Regions from separate parts of the Homo sapiens genome. Here region 2 is linked to region 1. A link is an interaction called in ENCODE POLR2A ChIA-PET data of the cell type or tissue named here. Cell type or tissue: MCF 10A. All regions are shown on one strand. Each heading gives the region's core, and the rest is flanking DNA. Links, peaks and the distances in the headings are about the cores only.

Region 1 (12,569 bases), core at 2,558-10,557:
CCATCTGACAAAGGTCTAATATCCAGAATCTACAAGGAACTTAAACAAATTTACAAGAAAAAAACAAAAACTGCATTGAAAAGTGGGTGAAGAATATGAACAGACACTTCTCAAAAGAAGACATTTATGCAGCCAACAAACATATGAAAAAAAGCTCATCATCACTGATCATTAGAGAAATGCCAGTCAAAACCACAATGAGATACCATCTCATGCCAGTTAGAATGGCGATTCTACGTCAGGAAACAACAGATGTTGGCAAGGCTGTGGAGAAATAGGAACGCTTTTACACTGTTGGTGGGAGTGTAAATTAGTTCAACCATTGTGGAAGACAGTGTGGCAATTCCTCAAGGATCTAGAACCAGAAATACCATTTGACCCAGCAATCCCATTACTGGGTATGTACCCAAAGCGTTATAACATTCTACTGTAAAGTCACATGCACACGTATGTTTATTGCAGCACTATTTACTAAAGCAAAGACTTGGAACCAACCCAAATGCCCAGCAATGACAGACTGGAGAAAGAAAATGTGGCACATATACACCATGGAATACTATGCAGCCTTAAAAAAGAATGAGTTCATGTCCTTTGCAGGGACATGGATGAAGCTGGAAACCATCATTCTCAGCAAACTAACACAGGAACAGAAAACTAAACACTGTGTGTTCTCACTCATAAGTGGGAGTTGAATAATGAGAACACACGGACACAGAGAGGGGAACATCACACACTGAGGCCTTTCCAGGGTGGGGGTGAAGGAGAGGGAGAGCATTAGGACAAATACCTAATGCATGCGGGGCTTAAAACCTAGATGATGGACTGCCAAGACCATGTCTGCCAGGTGAGCACAGAGCCTTGCCCTCGCTGCTCTGCAGCCTGTCCACACCCGCCGCCAGCTCACCATGGATGATGATATCGCGGCGCTCGTCATTGACAACAGCTCCGGCATGTGCAAGGCTGGCTTCACAGGGGATGATGACCCCTGGGCCATCTTCCCTTCCATGGTGGGGCGCCCCAGGCACCAGGGCGTGATGGTGAGCATGGGTCAGAAGGATTCCTATGTGGGTGACGAGGCCCAGAGCAAGAGAGGCATCCTGACCCTGAAGTACCCCATCGAGCACGGCATCGTCACCAACTGGGACGACATGGAGAAGATCTGGCACCACATCTTCCACAATGAGCTGCGTGTGGCTCCCAAGCAGCACCCCGTGCTGCTGACCAAGGCCCCCTGAACCCCAAGGCCAACCGTGAGAAGATGACCCACATCATGTTTGAGACCTTTAACACGGCAGCCATGTACGTGGCCATCCAGGCTCTGCTGTCCCTGTACGCCTCTGGCCGTACCACTGGCATCATGATGGACTCTGGTGACGAGGTCACCCACACTGTGCCCTTCTACGGGGGGTATGCCCTCCCCCACGCCATCCTGTGTCTGGACCTGGCTGGCCGGGACCTAACTGACTACCTCATGAAGATCCTCACGGAGCGCGGCTACAGCTTCACCACTACGGCTGAGCAGGAAATCGTGCATGACATCAAGGAGAAGCCGTGTTACATCGCCCTGGACTTCGAGCAGGAGATGGCCACGGGGGCCTCCAGCTCCTCCCTGGAGAAGAGCTACAAGCTGCCTGATAGCCAGGTCATCATCAAAGCAGTTCTGCTGCTCTGAGGCACTCTTCCAGCCTTCCTTCCTGGGCATGTAATCATGTGGCATCCATGAAACTACCTTCAACTCCATCACGAAGTGTGACGTGGACATCTGCAAAGACCTGTACTCCAACACAGTGCTGTCTGGCAGCACCACCGTGTACTCTGGCCTGCATAGCGGACAGGATGCAGAAGGAGATCACCGCCCTGGCCCCCAGCACGATGAAGATCAAGATCATTGCTCCTCCCGAGCGCAAGTACTCCGTGTGGATCGGCACCTCTATCCTGGCCTCTCTGTCCACCTTCCAGCAGATATGGATCAGCAAGCAGGAGGAGTATGACAAGTCTGGCCCCTCCACTGTCCACTGCGAATGCTTCTAGGCGGACTGTGACTTAGTTACATTACACCCTTTCTTGTCAAAACCTAACTTGAGCAGAAAACAATATGAGATTCGCATGGCTTTATTTGTTTTTGTTTTTTTTTTTTTTGGCTTGACTCAGGATTTAAAAACTGGAATGGTGAAGGTGACAGCAGTCTGTTGGAGCGAGCATCCCCCAGAGTTCTACAATGTGGCCGAGGACATTGATTGTACGTTGTTCTTTTTTTAAAAAATAGTCATTCCAAATATCATGAGATGCATTGTTACAGGAAGTTCCTTGCCCTCCTAAAAGCCGCCCCACTTCTCTCTAAGGAGAATGGCCCAGTCCTCTCCCACATCCACACAGAGGAGGTGATAGCATTGCTCTCATGTAAATTATGTAATGCCAATTTTTAAAAATCTTCACCTTAACACTTTTTTATTTTGTTTTATTTTGAATGATCAGACTTTGTGGCCCCCTTTTTTGTCCCTCAACTTGAGATGTATGAAGGCTTTCGGTCTCCCTGGGAGTGGGTGGAGGCAGCCAGGGCTTACCTGTACACTGACTTGAGACCAGTTGAATAAAAGTGCGCACCTTAAAAAAAAAAACCTAGATGACGGGTTGATTGGTGCAGGAAACCACCATGGCAAATGTATACCTATGTAACAAACCTGCATGTTCTGCACATGTATCCAAAAACTTAGAGTAAAATTTAAAAAATTGAAAAATAAATAATTAAAAAAAAGAAAATGAAAGCAATGCACCTTTGGGAGAAAATGTTCTCAATACACATGTCTGTTAAAGGACATTTTCCCAGAATCTATAAAAAAATTCTTACAACTCAATAATAAATAATTCAATTAAAGATGGGCTTACACTTGAACAGATACTTCACAAAAAAATACAGATGGCCAATAAACATATGAAAAGATGCTTATCACAAGTTATCAGACAATATCAAGTATTCTCAAATATGTGGAGCACCGGAACTCTTTTGTACATTGCTGGTGGGAATGTGAAACAGTACAACCGTCTTGGAAAAGTCTGCCAATTTTTAAAATAAAGGTAAACATACACCCACCAATTCTGTTACTAGATATGTATCAAAGAAAAGTGAAAACAGGTTGGGTGCAGTGGCTCCCAGCACTTTGGGAGGCCAAGGTGGGTGGATCAAACACCTGAGGTCAGGAGTTTGAAACCAGCCTGGCCAACATGGTGAAACCCCTGACTCTACCAAAAAATACAAAATTAGCTGGGCCCACACTGGTGGGTGCCTGTAGTCCCAGCTACTGGGGAGGCTGAGGTGGGAGAATAGCTTGAACCCGGGAGGCGGAGGTTGCAGTGAGCTGAGATCATGCCACTGCACTCTAGCCTGGGCAACAGACTGAGACCCTGTCTCAAAAAAAAAAAAAAGTGAAAACGTGTTCACAGAAAGGCTTGTACATAAATGTTCATAGCAGGTTTATTTATTCACAATAGCCAGAGAAATAGGAAATAACCCAAATATCTCTCTGTAGGTGAATGGGTACAAAAATCGTGGTACATATAAATAGTGGAAAGTTATTTAGCAATAATAGAAATGAATTACTGATATATGCAATAACATGAATGAATCTCAAAAGGTTATGCTGACTAGTGAAATTTGCTAAGAGAGTAAGTCTTAAATGTTCTCACCACACATACACAAATGGTAATTATGTGAGGTAATGGGTGTGTTAACTAACTTGATCATGGTAATCAGTTCACCATTTATATGTATATCAAAGCATCATGTTGTATACCTAAAATATATATAATTGTATTTGTCAGCTATTCCTCAATAAAGCTTGGGAAAACCCTTACACACTTAAAAAATATAACACCGTAAGAGGTAAACAGATGGCAATTCTGCTTTGTACAATACAAGCAAGGTTTGATCTTATTCATATGACTTTTTAAATGTATATAAAAATGAGACTGAAGTCAGGTGTGGTGGCTCATGCCTGTAATCCCAGCACTTTGGGAGGCTGAGGTGGGTGGATCACCTGAGGTCAGTAGTTCGAGACCAGCCTGGCCAACATGGAAAAACCCCATCTCTACTGAAAACACAAAATTAGCCGGGCGTTGTGTTGCATGCCTGTAATTCCAGCTACTCGGGAGGCTGAGGCAGGAGAACGGCTTGAACCCAGGAGGCGGAGGTTGTGGTGAGCTGAGATTGTGCCATTGCACTCCAGCCTGGGCAACAAGAGCGAAACTCCATCTCAAAAAAAAAAAAAAAAATGGGGAGAGAGACTGAAAATTGAAATCTCTCTTTGAGAAACAGATACTTATCTGTGTAGGGTACAGGAATTTCAAATTATAATTCCCCCCAAAATACAACAACAACAACAAAAACGTTATGGTGAACAAAAGAAGAGCAACACGAAAGAGTACATACTATTTTATTTTATTCATATGACATTCTGGAACATGGAAAACTACTCTCTGGCATCAGAAAGCAGATCTGTGGTTGCCAGTGTAGAGAAGACTAATACAAAGGGGTATGAGGATGAAGGAAATGTTATATAGCTTGATCTGTTTGTATTTGCAAGGGTGTATACATTGGCAAAACTCAAATAACTATACATTTAAGATACGTGCATTACTTTGTATGTAAATTATACCTCAATAAAGTTGACTTAAAAAATGAAGAACACAGGCTTTTGCATTACAGTGACCTGTTACTATTTCTCACTTGTACCCCTTGTAAAAGTTACTTATCTAAGTTCGAATTTCTTTATCTGTAAACTGGGAATATTAATAGTATCAATTTCATAGGGTTGTTATGAGATTTAATAAGATATTATATGTTGTATACTTCCAAGATCTGTCATGGAACTTAAAAATCAAAGGTAGTTCCTATTACTACTACACATGGTTTTTTTCTAATCACATCATGAAAGAATGCAGTTGATAATTCAGCCCATTTTTCAGAAGAGCTGCCTTTATAGATCTCAGAGTAGATGTGCACCTTTGCCTACCACCCACAGATCAGGCAGGCAGAAAATACAGACCATACTCTGGAAAAGCACCTTCTTTAATGCCAACTATCAGCAGGGAAATTGGGCTAAACTTCCTCTCCCAGCTGAGCTAGAGTATGACAATCTGTGTGCCTGGATACAGGGAGGGGCCCAATCTTTTATTACGAATTGAGATTTCTTTGGAGCAGAGCTACCCAGTTAGCCTGGAGCTACTCCAGGCTGACTCGAGTAAAAATGGGCTCATCTGACCCAGCTCGGTGTCAGAACAATGGGTCTATCTTAGATTCATCTGTGGTGTTATGTTTCGCTAAGGTTTTCTGCCCTCCTTGTCTATGACAGCTTGCTTAGCAACTTGAACCTGCTCTGCCCACAGTTTGGTTCTCTGCCACTTACCTTATGATTAGTATCTCAGTAACAGCTCCTGTCTGAACTTACCACTCACACACCAGTTTAATCACAGCCTGACTAGCCAGCTCTGCACCACCTCCTGCAGAACTTCTTGCCCAGATGGCTGCTGCCTTCTTGCCCAGATGGCTCTTCTCTTGGAGCCACCAGAAGAGTGAACCCTTCAGACTGAATAGCTCTCGGCTGGCACCTGGGAGAAGCAGGAAGAAATTTTTAGATTACACTTATCTGAATTTCTAATCTGAAGTATCAAAGCTGCATTCCATCACCCCTGCAAGGGATTTCAGTCTAAGATAAGAACTGAGGATGCATAATGGGTGGAGATTAATACCAGAGTTTAATGAAGCGGGGTTTGATACAGCTGGTGCATACAATGCCTTATTTGTCTTTGTATCTCCTGTTTTAGAGGAAGCCTTTCTGTTTGCAAGAGTTTCCTCTCTTTCGACTTTTCGTTCCATATGTTCCCTTGCCTTTGGATATTGCTCAGGTTAACCTAAAAACACACCCAGTGATGACAATGTGTAGAACATTCTATTTGTTTTTTTAGGCAATATTACATAGTGGTTTTCACCTTAGGCAGGCATAGATTTGAATCATCTCTGCTATTTATGAGTTGTGTGATTTGGGGTGAGGCCCTCTGCTCTAGCCATTCTGGCCTTTCTTCTGCCTCTCCAGCATGCCAACCTCACTCTTCCAAGGTTTTTGCATTTGCTCGTCTCTCTGCCTGAGACCCTTTTCATCCAGGACTTCTGAGGATAGTTTCTTCTTGTCTCTCGGATCTCTGTTCAAATGTCATCTCTTTGGATAGAACTTTCCTCACCATTATTTCTAAAATGCCCCACCTCGGTCACTATTGCACCATCTTATTTTAGTGTCTTCATAGCATTTATCTTATTTACTTGTTTATCATCTCTCTTCCCCAATTAGAATAAAAACTTCTAAGCTGGGCACAGTGGCTCACGCTTGTAATCCTAGCACTTGGGGAGGCTGAGGTAGGCGGATAGCTTGAGCTCTGGAGTTTGAGACCCGCCTGGGCAACGTTGCCATATCTTATCTCTACAAAAAAATACCAAAATATTAGCTGGGCACGGTGCCATGCACTTGTAGTCCCAGCTACTCCGGAGGTTGAGGTGGGAGGATCACATAAACCAGGGGAGGTCGAGGCTGCAGTGAACTGTGATCATGCCACTGCACTCCAGCCTGGGTGATGGAGTGAGAGCCCGTCTACAAAAAACAAAACAAAACAAAACAAAACAAAACAAAAAGAATAAAAACATCTAGAGAGCAGGGCAGGGCAGGAGGAACTTATCTGTCTTTTTCACCACAGTATCCCTAAAGTTTAGAATTGTACCCAGCACATACATAGCAGGTTTTTAGAAAGTTATCTATTCAATCAGTCAGTAAGTTAACATCTCTAAGCTTTAGTTTATCTGTAAAATAGAGATAATAGTACTTTCCTATAGGGTTAATGAAGATAATATGAGGAAATATTCGTAAAGGGCTGAGCATGATGCCTGACATATAGTAATTGTGCTATAAATGGTAGACATAGTTATTATTCTTTCTGCCTCCATTTCCCCTCTCCTGAGTATATAAGCTCCTCTAGAGCATCGACAATGCCTTATTCATATATTTCATATTGCTATGGATATAGTAGACAATAAAACTTAGTTTCAATGAAATAAAAATTTTTCCTAGTAAATCAAGGCTTCGAATAAGTGAAATAGAAAATACACTAACCGAACCAACCAAAGATGGTGAGCTCATCTTTTGGACTCAGTTAATCAGCCCTCCTCCCAGTGAGGGCTTTCATGACTGTCTCATCCTGGGAGGGTCAGGGGATAAGGTGACTATCCCTTGTGTGAACTTCAGCCAGAGCACCAGTGCATTTGATTTCACTCATGTGCTCGTAGGTACGTTTTCCTCTGCTAGATTGCGTGTGCTTTGAATTACTTACCTTTGTATCCCCACTGGCTGGCCCCTTGCCTTCTCTCGTACTCAGTATAGAAGTATTGAAGAATAGAACAGTGGTAAAGGGACAATAGTACAGGGATTAAGAATGTAGACTCTGGGCTCAAAGCATCTAGGTTCAAATCCTAGCTTCTAGCTTCTGCCACTTACCAACTGGGAGGCTTCAGACAAGTTACTTAACTTCTCTGTGTGCCTCAAGTTCCTCATTCATAAAATGAGGAGAACAAAAGTACCAATTTCATGAATATGGCAATGAAAATATTTCCTACCTATAGGGTTCTTAAAATAATGCTTTTTTTTTTCTTTTTTGAGACAGAGTCTTGCCCTGTCGCCCAGGCGATCTCGGCTCACTGCAACCTCCACCTCCCAGGTTCAAGCAATTCTCCTGCCTCAGCCTCCCAAGTAGCTGACACTACAGGTTTGCACCACCACACATGGCTAATTTTTGTATTTTTAGTAAGATGGGGTTTCACTATGTTGGCCAGGCTGGTCTTGAACTCCTGACCTCAGGTGATCCACCCACTGTGGCTTCACAAAGTACTGCGATTACAGGCATGAGCCACCACGCCTGGCCAAATGCCTTCGATTTTATGTGTACTTCATTTCACATAAATGTGCCCCAGACAGTGACTGGATCATAATAGACATTCAGTCGTGTTTATTGAATTAAATTGAAAACTTGAATGTAAATTGATATTCAGGGGTAAAGAAAAGCATGTTTATTTATTTATTTTTGTAGCTGGGACTATAGGCGCATGCTACCATGCTGGGCTAAATGTGTATTTAAATGGACAGGGAGAATTTGCCATAGTCGGTTCTTTTGTATAAGCATACTTTGATTACTTTTTTCAAGTTCATATTTATTCTATTAGATGTAGTAAATGTGATGTATGTTTGAAAATAGATTTCAGGGTATGTGTGGTTGGGGAATTCATGTGGAGGTCAGAGTAGAAGCAGATGTGAGAGGGTCAAGCAGAAGAAAACATGGCTGCCAAAGTGTTTGCGTCCATCGGCAAGTTTGGCCTGGCCTTAGCTGTTGCAGGAGGCGTGGTGAACTCTGCTTTATATAATGTGGATGCTGGGCACAGAGCTGTCATCTTTGACCGATTCCATGGAGTACAGGACATTGTGGTAGGGGAAGGGACTCACTGTCTCATCCCCTGGGTACAGAAACCAATTATCTTTGACTGCCGTTCTCGACCACGTAAAGTGCCAGTCATCGCCGGCAGCAAAGACTTACAGAATGTCAACATCACACTGCGCATCCTCTTCTGGGCCGTTGCTAGCCAGTTTCTCGCATCTTCACCAGCATCGGAGAGGACTATGATGAGCGTGTGCTGCTGTCCATCACGACCGGCATCCTCAAGTCAGCGATGACTCGCTTTGATGCTGGAGAGCTAATCACCCAGAGAGAGCTGGTCTCCAGGTAGGTAAGCAATGACCTTACGGAGCGAGCAGCCACCTTTGGGCTCATCCTGGACGACGTGTCCTTGACACATCTGACCTTCGGGAAGGAGTTCACAGAAGCGATGGAAGCCAAACAGGTGGCTCAGCAGGAAGTAGAGAGGGCGAGATTTGTGGTGGAAAAGGCTGAGCAGCAGAAAAAGGTGGCCATCATCTCTGCTGAGGGCGACTCCAAGGCAGCTGAGCTGATTGTCAACTCACTGGTCACCGCGGGGGACGGTCTAATCGAGCAGGAAGCTGTGGAAGACATCGCGTACCTGCTCTCACGCTCTTGGAACATCACCTATCTGCTGGCGGGGCAGTCCGTGCTCCTCCAGCTGCCCCAGTGAGGGCCCACACGGCCTCCACTTCCGCGGGCTGACCGGGCCACAGCCCCGGTGATTCTTAACGCCGCCTCCCTTCTGCTCCCACTCCAGAAATCACTGTGAAATTTCATGATTGACTTAAAGTGAAGGAAATAAAGGTAAAACCACTTCAGATCTCAAAAAATAAAAAAAGAAAGAAAATAGATTTCAGAAAACAATTACTTTAGGAGAAAAAAATCTTCAGTGGTTACAGTTTGAGGACTCATCAGTTCGAAGTGAAAATTCTCTCTAAGCAGATACTACTCTCCTTTTTCAGTTTTGTAGTCTCCTAAATTTACCTTCTCTGCTGACCTTTTAAAAGCTCCCTCTGGGCCTTAACTAGAGCAATAAAAATTGAGTTTGGCCAAGACTTTTACAAATTTTACTCTTGGGAGTCTCTCTGAACCTGTTCTGGGGTTCAGGGGCTGCCTGACAAAATACAAAAAAAGTTACTCTGTCTCAATTAATGTACATTGGGCGACAATAAGAGGTGGGGTGAAATATTCTCAACTGTCAATAAGAAACTTGAATGTCATACATAACAGTTATTAGAAGTGAGTTATGAATTCCTCATAAGTGGGATTTAAATGATGATATAAAATCATCGAGTTAGTTTCTCCTTGTCTCTCCTTTTTTTTTTTTTTGAGTTGAGTCTCACTCTGTCGCCCAGGCTGGATACAGTGGCGTGATCTCGGCTCACTGCCACCTCCACCTCCCTGATTCAAGCAATTACCCTGCCTCAGCCTCCCGAATAGTTGGGATTACAGGCGCACACCACCATGCCTGGCTAATTTTTTTTTTTTTTTTTTTTTTTTAGTAGAGACGGGGTTTCACCATGTTGGCCAGACTGGTCTTGAACTCCTGACCTCAGGCAATCTGCCCACCTCAGCCTCCCAAAGTGCTTGGATTACAGGCGTGAGCCACCATGCCCGGCCTAGTTTTTCCTTTTCTAATTATTTATCTTTAGCTATTCAGAGAAAAACTTTTGTGGCAGCAACACAATTACATTCATTTAGTAATTGAGAGTCAAACATTGTGTGCTAGGCTAAAGGGAATGCCCAGAACTTTAAGAACTGGTCCTTTCCTCAAAGGAACTTAGGCCACGTAGCTGTAAAATCAGTGTGCTTTTCATAGGTATTCTTGAAAAATACTTGAATAAATCCCAAGTTTAAAAATGATTTAAAAATGGTTAGGATGCAGTTCATTCAGTTCATTCTCATCTAACACTGTGTGTTTAAGAGGTGACCAAGAAGAAATACATGTACATTCCTTACAGTAGAATAAAGCCCCTTTGCAAGGGGGAGAATGGAAGCTGCGACATACTTCGTTGGTGGCCAATGGGCCTTTGTGAGTTCTTGGCACTTGGAAGCCTGTTTTCAGTATTTCAGGCTAAAATTCTCTTGCTTGTCAATAGAGAAGCCTTAATTTTTCTTTCTAAAGTCTCATCACATAGATTTTCTTTTTTTTTTTTTTCAAATGCTCATGGTAACACGGTAGTTATAAATATAGTTTTTTTTTTTTTTTTCTGAGACAGAGTCTCACTCTGTTGCCCAGGCTGGAGTATAGTGGCACCATCTCGGCTCACTGCAGTCTCCACCTTCTGGGTTTAAGCGATTTTCCTGTCTCAGCCACCCAAGTAGCTGAGTTAACAGGTGCTCACCACCATGCCCAGCTAATTTTTGTATTTGTATTTGTATTTTATTTATTTATTTTAAGACAGAGTCTCACTCTGTTGCCCAGACTGGAGTGCAATGGTGCGATCTCCACTCACTGCAACCTCTGCCTCCCGGGTTCAAGCAATTCTCCTTCCTCAGCCTCCTGAGTAGCTAGGATTATAGGCGGCCACTACCGCACCCGGCTAATTTTTGTATTTTTAGTAGAGACAAGGTTTTGCCACGTTGGCCACGCTTGTCTTGAACTCTTGATCTCAGGTGATCCACCCGCCTTGGTCTCCCAAAGTGCTGGGATTACAGGAGTGAGCCACCGCGCCCGGCCAGTGTATTTTTAGTAGATACGGGGTTTCACCATGTTGGCCAGGCTGGTCTCGAACTCCTAACCTCAAGTAATCCATCTGCCTCAGCCTCCCAAAGTACTGGTATTACAGGTGCGAGCCACCGCCCGGCCTCATAAATATAGTTGTTTATGAAAGACACCACCATTGGCCAATCATCAGAAGGGGAGCACTTTAGGTCTGTATTTCAGCAAGAGATTTACATTCCATAGATCCTTTCACTCTCATTCAATCAGAACTTTTTGTAGGCATTTATGAGATGGCTATTTGGGGTGACAGATATAATCTATGGCCATAGAACTGGGAAACACTGACTTGAATCATGTAAGCTACAGACAAATGAATAATTCATTGATTTAGTCACTCTTTAATTAATTTATTTATTCATTCTACTATTATGGACTGAGCACTGTTTTAAGTACTGAAGAATCCATGCTAAACAAGGATGAGTAGAGTCCCTACCTGTGGGTTACAGTATTGTGGGAGAGACTGACATTAATTGAATAACACAAACCAGTGTAATGAATACAGTGAATACAGTGGTGACACATGGTGTGAAGGTGAGGTCCTTGGAGCTATGCTACAGCATGTGCTAGAGGAAGCATGAAGGGCAAAAGGGAAACTGAAAAAGGTGGTGTGGCTGAGTCTCACAGAAGGAGAGGACTGTGGTACCTAGTACCACTGAAGGATGGGCAGAGACAGGCATTCAAGGGCTTGGAGGCAGAGTTAAGGAAGGACATCAAGCAGTGCTATCTTGTGATCAGATTTACGAGAAATGATGGTAGCTTGAATAGCATGGCTGTAGTCACGGAAGAAAGGGAGCTTGATGAGATATTTAGGAGACGGAATGAATAGACCTTGATGATTGAATAGATCTTAGAGATGAGGGAGAAATAAGGTCAAACATGATTCTCAGGTCTGTGGCTTGAGAAAATGGGAGAACACTTGTGGCATACACTGAGACAGGAAGTACTAGATGAGAACCAGAATTGGGAATAAAAACTACCCCTTGGTTTTAGACATGCTGAGTTGAGACATGTTGATATGGAAATCCAGCACTATTCAATAGAGCTTTCTGTGATGATGGAAGTGTTCTGTATCTACACTGCTGAGTATTTTAGCCATTACTCACATGTGGCTATTTACATTTAAGCTAAAATAAAAGATTTAGTTTCTCAGTTGCACTAGCCACATTTCAAGTGCCCAACAGCTATATGTGGCTAGTGATTTTTGCATTTGACAATGCAGTTCTAGAACCTAGAGAAGCAGCCTAGGTTGAAAATATAAAAAATTAGCCAGGCATGGTGGCTTATGCCTGTAATCTCAGCACTTTGAGAGGTCAATCCAGAAGAATTGCTTGAGGCC
Region 2 (12,569 bases), core at 1,718-9,717, 120 kb after region 1:
AGGTGGGCTGCAGGAGGAGCTGGTGGCAGCACTGGGACTCTGAGCCTCAGCTGCCTCTGGCTCCCCTTGCCCTGATCCCCTGGGATAGGTTCCATGAGCGCATCCTGGGAGGAGGTGCTCCCTTAACTCTCCTATGCAGGCCAAGTCCTCACTAAAAAAGCGAAGACAGAGGCGCATGTCCATCCTTTCAAATCCACACCCGCCTCTTTAGCATTCTGCCCTGTACCTTAGGCTGTTTTTTTTTTTTTTTGAGACCAAGTCTTGCTCTGCCCAGGCTGGAGTGCAGTGGCACGATCTCGGCTCACTGCAACCTCTGCCTCCTGGATGCAAGTGATTCTCTTGCCTCAGCCTCCCGAGTAGCTGGGATTAAGGGCACGTGCCACCACACCCGGCTAATTTTTTTTGTGTTTTTAGTAGAGACGGAGTTTCAGCATGTTGCCCCAGCTGGTCTCGAACTCCTGGGCTCAAGTGATCCACCCACCTTGGCCTCCCAACCTCTGCCTCCCAGGTTAAAGTGATTCTCCTGCCTCAGCCTCCCAAGTAGCTGGGATTACAGGCCTGCACTACTACGCCCAACTGATTTTTGTACTTTTAGTAGAGATGGGGTTTCATCATGTTGGCCAGGCTGGTCTCGAACTCCTGACCTCAAATGATCTGCCCACCTCGGCCTCCCAAAGTGCTGAGATTACGGGCATGAGCTACCGTGCCCAGCCAGCTTTTTCAAGTATTATTTCTCATTTACCGGCATAAAAGGAGGAGAACTTCAACGTTTTTGTCTCAAACATCAAATAATACAGTTTTTTTTTTTAAACTTGGGAATTAGTTCCTGAACACCTTGCTCTACCTCCCTTTTACATGTCCCAAGAAACCACCCAGGGCCATCCCAGCCGGGTCTCACATCCTGGCCACGGGTAAGCCAGGAAGCTTCCTGCTCTCGCCCAATGTCCTTTGTAGAACAGTATTGGTCTTGGGAGTCTGCAAACACCAGGGACTGATGAACCCAGCCAAGCCAGAAGACTGTTCCTAGCCCCCTGGACCTGTTGAGGAACCACCTGAGCCAACCATTAAGTTACCTGGAAGTGAAAGATCCCTGCATAGTTTTCCTGGAAGCTCTGGTTTAGGGGGACGACTCGAGCCAGGATTTCTTCATTCAAGGTGAGGGAGGCAATGGCTGCCAGCAGCCAGCAGTCACCTGTGAACACAGCACAAGGAGCTCTTATCAGAGGGTCTTAGAACCAGGAGGATGTTAAAAATCTTGTCTCCACCTCCAGGGGCTTAAAGCCTAAGACAACCTGTGAATAGACAGAGTGAAGTTTCAGGCAGTCCCCCATATGAGGGTTGGGTCAGAGGGTTTGGGGGCTATTAGGTTGGTGTAAAAGTAATTGTGATTTTTGCACCAACCTAGTATTTTGAGGGAAATGCAAAGGGAGAAATGTTTTTGCTGTGTTGTGGTTGGGCAGAGATGGGAAATTTCATTCCCTGAAAGACCCAGAACTCTGGTGGCTGAACTGTGCCCTCAGAGCCCAGCCTTGCACCTGATTCGCAGCAGATGCTCCACAGTGAGAGAATGAAACCAGCGCAGCTGCAGAGGCTTCTGAGCACACAGGCTTTGAATGGGAGTTTGGGCTGGGTGTGGTGGCGTACACCTGGAGTCCCAGCTATAATACGAATACTTGGGAGGCTGCGGCAGGAGGATCCCTTGAGCCCAGGATTTCAAGGCTGCAGTGAGCCATGATTGCACCACTGCACTCCAGCCTGGGCAACAGAGGGAGACCCTCATCTCTAAATAAATAAACAAACAAATATATAAAGGGGAGTTTGAGTGAGAGAAAGAAAACGTAGTGCTAGATGGGAAGGGGACAAACGTTGCACGCCTCCTAGGAGGAAGGTCAGAGCCAGGAAAAGAGGCTCTGGCAGGGAGTACAGTCGCAGGAAGTAAGTACGGAGCAGTGCAGATGGAAAAGCCCTGAGTCAGAGGCAGAAGGCTGGACTGTCCCGAAGGGTTTCTGTGCGGAGGGGCAGAGGTCACTTCAAGGGGTAGACAAGGATGGGCACAACGAGGTGGGCAGCTGGCCAGGCAGCCTGGTCCCTCTCTGAGCCTCAGAACCCTCCCCCATGACATGGATAAGTGTGAGGCATAATGAGAGCAGGTGTGTAAGCACTCGGCACCCATTTGGTGCCAGTGCTAGGTTCTCAGCACAGCAGGCACCACAATCATTTCATGCAGTTAGAAGCAAGCTGATGCCAGCAACAGCACCCAGATGGTTTGCAGGGAGGGGTCATCTTCACCACAAAACACAAACAAAGGGGAGGGGGCCTGGGAAGAGGATGAGGAAGTTTACTCCATTCTTAAGGAATGTGCACTTTCCTACAATTTCCCATGACAATAATGGGAAGTAGCCTCAAAGGAGTTTAATTCACTGTTGGATTTATTTTCGCCAATTGACAGGTTTATTAAAAATGTTACTGAAGACTAGGCGCAGCGGCTCACGCCTGTAATCCCAACACTTTGGGAGGCCAAGGTCAGTGGGTTGTTTGAGCACAGGAGCTCGACACTGGCCTCGGCAACATGGTAAAACTTTGTCTCGACAAAAAAATACAAAAATTTGCCAGGTGTGGTGGTAGACACCTGTAGTCCCAGCTACTTGGGAGGCTGAGGTGGGAGGACTATTTGAGCTCAGGAGGTGGAGGCTGCAGTGAGATGTGATCATGCCACTGCACTCAGCCTGGGTGACAGAAGAGCAAGACCCTGTCTCAAAAAAAAAAAAAAAAATATATATATATATATATATACACACATATATATAAAATATGTAATATATGTAATATTGTTATATATATCAGTAACATATATATATGTTATTGAAGTTCACTGAATTCTTTGGTTTTGTTTTGTTTTTTGAGACAGTCTCGCTCTTGTCACCCAGGCTGGAGTGCAATGGTGTCATCTTGGCTCACTGCAACCTCTGCCTCCTGGGTTCAAGTGATTCTCCTGCCTCAGCCTCCCAAGTAGATGGGATTATAGGCACCTGCCACCATGCTTGGCTAATTTTTTGTATTTTCAGTAGAGACAGGGTTTCCCCATGTTGGCCAGGCTGATCTTTAACTCCTGACCTCAGGTGATCGCCTGCCTCAGACTCCCAAAGTGCTGGTATTACAGGCGTGAGCCAGCAGGACCAGCTGAAGCTCACTGAATTCTTTGAATTCTAGTCGATGACTTAGCATCCTGAGAGTTCCTGACCTAGCTTGTCCTGTTAGCACTTAGACATGGTTGCTTACAGCTCTTTGAGGCCTATATACGCTAATGACAGATCTATGGTAAGCGGAGACACATCCCCTGAGTCAGTCAGTTGGTAGCCTTGTAGCTCACGCCTGCAATCCCAGCTACTTGGGAGGCTGAGGCAGGAGAACTGCTTAAACCCAGGAGATGGAGTCTGCAGTGAGCCAAGATCACGCCACTGCACTCCAGCCTGGGCAACAGAGTGAGACTCTGTGCCCCCCAAAAAGAAAAGAAAAGAAAAGAAAAAGATAAAAGAGGCCAGGCATGGTGGCTCATGCCTCTTAATCCCAGCACTTTGGGAGGCCAAGGCGGGCAGATAGCCTGAGGTCAGGAGTTTGAGACCAGCCTGGCCAACATGGTGAAATCCCGTCTCTATTAAAAATACAAAAATTAGCTGGGCATAGTGGCATGCGCCTATAATCCCAGCTATTCGGTAGGCTGAGGCAGGAGAATCGCTTGAATCCAGGAAGCGGAGGTTGCAGTGAGCCGAGATTGTGCCATTGCATTCCAGCCTGGGCAACAAGAATGAGACTCCCTCTCAAATATATATATATATATATATATATATATACACATTATATATATATATACATTTTACAGCCAAAGATTCAAAAAGTTTTTCATCAGTTTTCCAAATTCTGGAGTTGAAGGAGATGTAGAGGCCACTAAAGAATGTCTTGATTTCTAAAAAGGTGGGAAGCATTTGAAATCCTACTTTTTTTGCTTCTGGTTCCTTCACTCTTTCCCTCACCCCAATCAGCAAAATATTTTGAACCAAGCTGGGAAGCTCCCTTACCCAACTGACTTCTTTCCTTTATTTTAATATCTGCTCGTGTAAGCGTTCTCAGTGACAAGATCTACACAATGATTACACAAAGGCTTAGGTGTGCCAGGCCCCGAGCTAAAAGCCTTATGCACATTATCATGTTATCTCATTTCCTTGTCACAGAACAGTTCCAAGGTAGGTACTATTTTCATTCTATTTCATAGTTGAGGAAACTGAGGTTTAAGGAGGTGGACTGGATCACCCAACGCTCCTAGCTAATTAGTGGCTGTCAGGTCTATCTGCAAAGCACAGGCTTTTGATGTATAACCAAAACAGTCTCCTCTGCAAAGAGGCTGGTGTCAATTTCGAATTCACCTAATTGAATTCGAAATTGGACAGGTCTTGGGGACTTTTGTCCTTAAGAGGTGTAAAGGTTTCTCTTCAAAGACCTTCCTCCCCATTTAATTAGGAATAAATAGTAACTTCTCTTAGAAGCAAAATTTATTCAAAGACCTGTGCTAACATTCTTAAATATCTGCTAGCCATGATAAAGAAATCAATGTACTTTATGTTCTTAGCTCCCACAATTTAGCCTAAGTATTTTCCCTGGCATGCTTATACTGGTCCAAGCAAGCATTAGGTCATAGCCTGTTCCTCTTCCTTATCTAAAGGTGTTTTTACCTTTCTCAGCATTCCACAAGTTACTTCCTCCTTCCTTTGTTCTCCTCTGCCTTTGCCTCTTTTAAAAAGTTCTAAGTTGTTAGCCAATCGGGACAAATACAGAATGGGAGGTCCTGTTCCAGCCAATGGAAACTGGACACAGCAGTAGGGTGGACGCGTCAGGTTATAAATGACCCTGTCTCCTTTGTTTGGTGTACTCTCGTGGCAAAACTCCTGGTGAGTGTACCCTTTCACAGAAAGTATAAAAATGTCCTTGCTGAGTAAATTAAATTTATGTTCAAGTGCTATTTCTTTACGGCACCAGGGAACAAGCATTTCAAACAGAGGTGACTCAATGGTGTTTCAGCGTCCAGGTGGCACGGTGTTCTCTCACTCCACCTCGACGGCCCATGTCCACAAGAGGGTTCCTCCCAACAAGAAGCCTGTTCTACAACCTCAGCAGTTGTAGACTTAGTCCCATCTTTCCCAGCTGAGGGTCCAGAACCTTGGCTGTCCCCATCAAGGTCAGAATCTACCTTACGTAAAATAATTTATGAAAACTCTTTCAGATCATCCTGCAGTGATTTCTTCCTGGTCAGGTGCCCTGGTTGAAGTCCATGACGTCTCTTCCTGGCAAAGCCTGTTTAGAGCTGTTATATCCTGGTCCGGATAAAATAAGCCAGCTAGCTCGAGAAGGGTGAGACGAAGAGTTTAACTCAGATGCTACAAATAACTTTTGGCTTAAACTGTTTTTAGCTCCAGGAAAGCCCCTGAGGGTGCCTTCCAGTGACGGAGGCCTCTCCTGGAATGTTGCCATATGGATGGGACTAGAAAAAGAAAGACCTATGGTTTTAATATTATGTATCTGCAAATAGTATTTTCCTTGTGCTCATTTTATTTTTGGAGGAGGGCTCTGCTCTCCAGTCACACAAAAATTTTGGCAGAGGGGAGGGTGGGATGGCTACTCAGACCTTGGTGTACCTCAGAGGACTGTCTGAACAGTGCACTTGGCACAAGCAAAACTCCTGCCTTCCTCTCCGGGGGGAATGTTCAGTTGTTACAAGCTCTTAGCCTTCCTGCTCAGGTACAAAATCTGCTTATGGGCCAGGCATGGTGACTCACACCTGTAATCCCATCACTTTGGGAGGCCGAGGTGGGCAGATCACATGAGGTCAGGAGTTCAAGACTAGCCTGGCCAACATGGTGAAACTCCATCTTTACTAAAAATACAAAAATTAGCCAGGCATGTTGGCACGCGCCTGTAGTCCCAGCTACTGGAGAGGCTGAGGCATGAGAATCACTTGAACCTGGGAGGTGGAGGTTGCAGTGAGCCCAGATTGCACCACTGCATTCCAGCCTGGGGCACAGAGTGAGACTCTGTCTAAAAAAAAAAAAAAAAAAAATCTGTTTATGCTTGGTTACCTGTTGATAACCTTTTGATCCTTAATTATTCCATTTATCTGAGAGCAGAAACTATTGTCTTGGGAACTTGAGTGCCTGGATCGTGGTGAGCTGGAGCTGAGTGCCCGATACATTCCAGCTGCCTCTTCATGTCCAGTCTACACCCTCCATCCTGCTGCCTGGGAGCTGATCTCTATGGGTATCTCACCGGGGGCCCAGGGCCTATGGCTGCTGGGGGCCAGAAGAAGGGAGGAGTGCAGTTAGGGTGTTTCTTCCCTGGCTCCTTCTCTGAGAGCGTGGCTCGGCTCCATGTGGCTGTGTCCCGTGACTGCGGGGCAGGTTGCACCTGCACATGAACCACTTTCACTGCTAGAATCTGACAATTGTCCCCAACTCACAGCTCCAGACCCTCTTCTGGGAAGGACTCAGCCACGCTTCCTCCTCGGATCACAGAAGACTCCAGATGCAAGCTGTCTGTTTGCAACAGTGTGCAGGGCTTCTCTGACTGGGAGGCTGCTCCTGTCAGCTGTTCACCTTCTTCACTGACTCCAGAGTGTGCACGTGAGCCTGCCTGGAGGCGCTTGGACAATCATTTACCCCATTTAAAAAAAACTGGCCTGCGTTCTTGACTGCAAAAACTCATTATCATAAAAATGCCATGTCCTCTTAAGTTAGCCTATAAACTTAATGTAATGCTAATAAAAATAGCAATAGGGCTAGGTACGGTGGCTCATGCCTGTAATTCTAGCTCTTGGGAGGCCAGGGCTGGAGGATTTCTTGAGCCCTCAGGATTTCAAGACCACCCTGAAATCTCACTATACTGTGAGACCCTGTCTCTATAAAAATTATTTTTAAAAAATTAGCCAGGTGTGGTGTCATGCTTCTATCGTCCCAGCAACTTGGGAGGCTGAGGCAGGAGAATCACTTTGAACCTGGGAGGTCAAGGCTGCAGTGAGCTATGATTGTACCACTGTACTCCAGCCTGGGTGACAGAACAAGACCCCGTCTCACAAAAAAGAAAAAAAAAGGTAATAAGATTAAAAATTGTTTTTGAACTTAGCTGATTCTGATAAGTTTATTTAAAAATTAAATATGAAGCATAGCTAGAAAAAAATCTAAGAGAAGGAAGTCTACCTCTATTAGATGTTTAAACACATAAAAAGCTACAGCAATTAAAACAGTATAGAACTTGTGCATGAGGATATAGATAAATAAATGGCACAGAAAAAATCTAGAATCAGACCTTCCCTGTGCTCCCCTGGGGGCACAGTGAGATTCTTTTATGGCTGTTGGGTGTCAACACTAAGTATAGGGCCCATCTGTAGCCCCTAAGGTGCTTTTGAAAGCATGCATGCCTTTTTTTTTCCCCTCTCCCGGTTTTGACACATTCCCTTCTTTCTGGGTTGTTTTTCTTTTAGAACTGACTGTTTTTCTTTACAGTACATGGTGTTATTGTATTCTCTCCCCCCCACCCCCCGCCCCGTCTCTTTTGGTCAGGCCTTAAATTCTCTGTGGAATGAGGTAAGGCATATGTAAATACTAAGCAATTCTGCCTAAGTCACTGTAAAGCTCCCACTCCCATCTCTCATCTGCCTTTCTCATCCCAGGAGCCTGACACCTGCCTCAGTCTGTCCAGCACCCTGGACATGAGCAAGGACAAGTGTCAGAGCTGGGTCCCCAGGGGACTCTGCTCATCCATGGGACAGACGGTGTCTCTGCAGAGAAGGAAGGTGGCTACCGATGACATCTCCCGCTAGCAGGGCCCTGGCTGTTGCTGGCCATGTTTATTACTAACGGCAGCAGATGAGGCCCTGCCTGGAGGTTCCTAAGCTGCCCCGTGAAGGTCCTGACCACGGGCTTGACAGACCGGCCATCCCTATATCCAGGCTGCCTCCATACCCAGCCATGCTTCTGTCCTGGAAGACACTCAACTGGCACAGACCTGAGAGGCTGGGGATGGAAAATGGAGGGGTTTTCTGCCTTGCTTCCTCTCCAGAAAAAGCCCACCTGGGTGCCCCACGAGCCTTATGCTTAGTCAAGCAGGGGCTGCCTACAGGATGGGATTTTAGGGGCCTCCTGTCCCTTCCTCCACAAATCTCCCCTACATCTGGTCTTAATTTCTTTATTCTTATTTTTATTTTTTTTTGAGACAGGTTCTCACTCTGTCACCCAGGCTAGAGTGCAGTGGTGCAATCACAGCTCACTGCAGCCTTGACCTCCCGGGCTCAAGTGATCCTCCCACCTCACCTTGTAGCTGGGATTACAAGCACATACCACCATGCCCAGCTAATTAAAAAACTTTTTTTGTAGAGGTGTCTTGCTATGTTGCCCAGGCTAGTCTCAAACTCCTGGTCTCAAGTGATCCTCCTGACTCAGCCTCCCGAAGTATTGGGATTACAGGCGTGAGCCACCGTGACCAGCCTAGACTTAATTTCTACAAGTGGCTCTCACTCTACATTTAGAGATCAGATGGGCTGCAAATACCCAGGGGGAAGGGAACCCTTGGATTTAAATGCTCTCGTGTGAAAAGGACTGAAAGCAGGCTTACTGGGGAAGATGGGAGAGGTAGGGTTCTGGGAGTCTGGACCCAGCACTGTTGAAAGGAAATCACCCAGGGCAGATGGTCCAGGGTTTCAAGGCCAAACTTGCCCCTGTATCTTTTGGTTAGGTTGGAACTGAGATTTTCCACCTTCCCAAATGGGGACCTCCAGGATCCCTGTGAAAGGCAAGTGTCACTGGAGGCTGGTGGTTGCCTGCTCCCTCAAAGCACTGACCTTACCGCTTGATTCTGTCACCTTCCCACACATCTTTTTGTCTCTGGGCACCAGGAGGCACCTGCCCGATGCCATCCTCCTGGGGTTCCTTGGCTTCTAGGCGCTTGACTGCCCTCTCACTCCCCTTTGGCTGGCTTTGCTCCTCCAGCCCAGCCCCTGAGGATCTCTCTTCCTGCCTCCCTTCCTGCCCAGGGCTGTGTGCTGCCCTTTCTACGTTGTCCAGGACCCCTCCAGCAAACAATCCCAGAGGCGGGGTCCCTGCTGGCCTAGTGGACAGAACCGGGGCACTCTGGGCAGGGGTGCTGGTCACTTGGGTGGTGAAAGGTCCCGAGTAGGCTGGGTGCGGTGGCTCACCCTGTAATCTCAGCACTTTGGGAGACCAAGGTGGGCAGATCACGAGATCAGGAGTTCAAGACCAGCCTGGCCAACATAGTGAAACCCCGTCACTACTAAAGATACAAAAATTAGCTGAGCATGGTGGCATGCGCCTGTAGTCCCAGCTACTAGGGAGGCTGAGGCAGGAGAATCACTTGAATCCAGGAGGTGGGGGTTGTAGTGAGCTGAGATTACGTCACTTCACTCCAGCCTGGGCAACAGATCGAGACTCCGTCTCAAAAAAAAAAAGAAAAGAAACGTCCCAAGTAGGTGGCAGGCTGGCAGGGGCGGGGGTACCTTTGCTGGCTGTCCCCCTCGCTGCTGGGCACAGGCCAAATGGCTCCACGGAGCACCCCACAGCCACGTTGAGCCTTCAGGTGGTTCTCAAACCAGAAAGGAGTATGGTGGAAAGACATCCCAGATAGATCTAAGAGGCTGGACCAGAGGTGGTTGGGGAGGGGCACTAGATTTGTGGTTAGAAGACCACAAATTTTTTTTTTTTTTTTTTTAGATAGAGTCTCACTCTGTTGCCCAGGCTGGAGTGCAATGGCTCCATCTTAGCTCACTGCAACCTCTGCTTCCTGGGTTCAAGCAATTCTCCTGCCTCAGCCTCCTGAGTAGCTGGGATTACAGGCGCCCACCACCATGCCCAGCTAATTTTTGTATTTTTAGTAGAGATGGGGTTTCACCATGTTGGCCAAGCTGGTCTTGAACTCCTGACCTCAGGTGATCCACCCGCCTTGGCCACCCAAAGAGCTGGGATTACATGCATGAGCCACTGCGCCCAGCCAGAGGACCTGGATTTTGGTCCTGATCTGGCCACTTAAGATTGTGTGAGCTTGGATACACTTCTTAATTTCTCTAAGCTGGTGTGTTCTCAGCTGTGAAAGGAGGATCATGATGAGGTGTATCCTCGGCAGGTTGTTAGGATCACGTGAGAGAAGGGAAACCGGGGTTCCATGGATGGGCTTTAGAGACCTGGAACCCCAAATGTTTTGTGCAAATTTGGCACACATGCAAACACATGCTGTTTTCTAGGGAGAGCAGTCTGGTTTCTCTCCCACTCCCACCCCGAATGGTTGGGAAACACTAGAGCCAGACCATGGAGTTCAAATCCTGACTGTGACCTGGGGAAACTACTCCCTCTGTGCCTCAGTTTCCTCATATATAACATAGGTTTAATAATAATAGACTGTCTCATGGCACTGAGAATTAAATGAAAAAAATATGCAAAGCATTGAGAACAGTGTCTCCAAGTGTTTGCTCTTTTCATTTGCTAATTTTATAGGCGTGGAAACTGAAACTCAAGGGAAGTGGAGTTTCGATTGGTACATGGTGTGCCAGACCTTGGCCACATTTGGCAGTCTTGTCCTCGAAAGGGTGCCAGGGTTGCCAAGGGTGCCGGCTGGTGAGGGGCAAGGAGAGAGGGTTGTGGCCGGGGGTCAGTGAGGAGGGAGGGGAGCTGCGGGGGAGAGTGAAGCAGTGCATAAGGTGTCTGTCTCACCGTCTTGAGCCTTCCGAAACTCTTCTTTGGAAGCAAGGGGTGTCCGAATAAGGAAGAAATAAAGGTAAATAGTGAGCACTGGGCGAGGTGTCCTGGTGTGTGCCTGTGGTCCCAGCTACCTGGGAGGCTGAGGTGGGAGGATGGGTTGAGCCCAGGAGGTGGAGTTTGCAGTGAGCTGTGACAGCAACACTGCACTCCAGCATAGGTGACAAGGCAAGACCCAACTCTTTTTAAAAAAAGAAAGTACATTTTTTAAAAGAGGGGGAGCACTGAGAAGGGTGTAGATACAAAAGCATTTGCTGGTGACACGAGGGTGGCCACTACAAAGAAGAGTGGCCACCCAGGCCTGACCGGGTCTCCAGCCGGGACTGTGGAGCCTCCCCTGCACTTCCCTGTAGCGCTGGATCCCGGGGCTGAGAACAGCAGCTCCTGGGAGAGGCTGGCCTTGAGGTCCCTTCCCTGCTTTTCTCCTCACATAACAGAAGGAAAGACGGCCCCTTAACAGCCTCCCTCCTCCTGAGTCTGCAGTTGGGACCGAGTCTGCAGTTGGGACCCAGTCTGCAGTTGGGACCGTTTCTCTCCCTGCACCCCTGGGCTGTCAGTTCTCTCAGGGAACGTTTACCACGTTTGTGCCTATGGCAGATGAGCATTCCTGTATTCATTTGCTCATTTGTTCAAAGACTTTTTAGTGTCATTCTCTCTGGCCCATTCTGGGACACCCACTGGGCTCAGTTAAGCCACTTTTGCCTATGGGTCTCTGGGAAATCCTCTCTGAATTCAAGCTTCCTCCACACCTTCTAATTTGTTTGGGAAAGGAGGTTTGATTTGTGTTTTTGAATCGTTAAGCACAGCAGCCTTCCCCTTCCAAGACTCACGTGACCTGGATAAGGGCTTCACTGCCCCCAGCAGGGCTGCCTTTCTTGGGGACCCACGGAGAGCACACCAGGTAGCCAGCCCTTCCTTCCACTCCAACCCACCCAGACCCTCCTCTGAGGACAAGGCACTCCCAGACAGACCTTATGAATGACTCCTTTAAACTCCAGGGCCTTCTACTGAAAAGATAAATTCATTCAGGGCCATGTCAGTAAATTTCCAGAGCTGTGCTCCCCAGCCTGGGTGTCTGCATCCTGAAGGTTGGCTGTGTGACAGGCCCAGCCCATCCTGGGGGGTGGGATGCAGCTGGATTACTAATATTTGCAGCTCCTGGAGGTTTTCCAAGAGGAAAGCATAATATTTGCTCTGCATTTTCTCCTTCTTTCCCTTCCGCTACTGCTGTCTTTCCTTCACAAACAGAAGTGAGGCAGAGTTGGGGAGCCAGGGGAGGGGGAGTGCAGGAGAGGCTGGGCTGAGGCACACCTGAGCTACCTGTGGCTCTGTCACACTATAGTGCAGAGGCTGCTGACAGTCCTGCAGGACAGGAGGTGTGTGGGCAGGTTGGTGCTGGCTGTCACAGTTACACCCAGTGCCTGCACTGGGAAGAATTGCGCTTGGTGAAGTAAAACACGCTGGATACCAGAGCAACCCCCAGGAAATAACTGGGTTTTCTTATTGTTTTCTTTAGTCCCTTTATTTGTAGGCACAGCTGCTTAAAGAAACAAGCTGGCCCCTGATGGTGCCAGAGCTTCTTGACCTCTGCCCAGATACCAGAGGGAGATAAGACCCCCAAAACTGGCAGAAACTGGAACAGGCAACCCCTTGTTACCTTCAGAACTTTACCATGTCATTATAATGCTAACGTCCCCACCTGTAGAAGAAAATCACCATTATTTCTGAACATGTGTCAGAGGCGTGTGAACTAGAGCAACTCCA

What was found. Peaks named below come from ENCODE experiments on the same cell type or tissue, not always from the same donor. Only the 100,000 strongest peaks of a DNase experiment are listed, where the experiment ranks them.
Region 2: POLR2A ChIA-PET joins it to region 1 with 6 read pairs; 7 of 35 experiments call an interaction of 5 or more read pairs at or near these places.

Annotation. Positions count from the first base shown.
Region 1 is chr1:223,853,188-223,865,756 of GRCh38, reverse strand. It overlaps the pseudogene PHB1P11 and the pseudogene ACTBP11. Among named protein-coding and RNA genes, the nearest start is that of TP53BP2, 14 kb to the right of the region's middle. In MCF 10A, for the core only: no CTCF peak of the experiment used is centred there; no DNase peak of the experiment used is centred there.
Region 2 is chr1:223,732,723-223,745,291 of GRCh38, reverse strand. CAPN2 (calpain 2) reads right to left here. Exons shown (of 21, transcript NM_001748.5): 3 at 1,074-1,192. It overlaps LOC105373046 (a long non-coding RNA gene), which reads left to right and starts at 3,980. Exons shown (of 3, transcript XR_949169.3): 1 at 3,980-5,403; 2 at 6,177-6,306; 3 at 6,508-6,830. RefSeq lists enhancers at 6,448-6,963, 10,533-11,393. In MCF 10A, for the core only: no CTCF peak of the experiment used is centred there; DNase peaks (open chromatin) are centred at 5,751 and 6,061.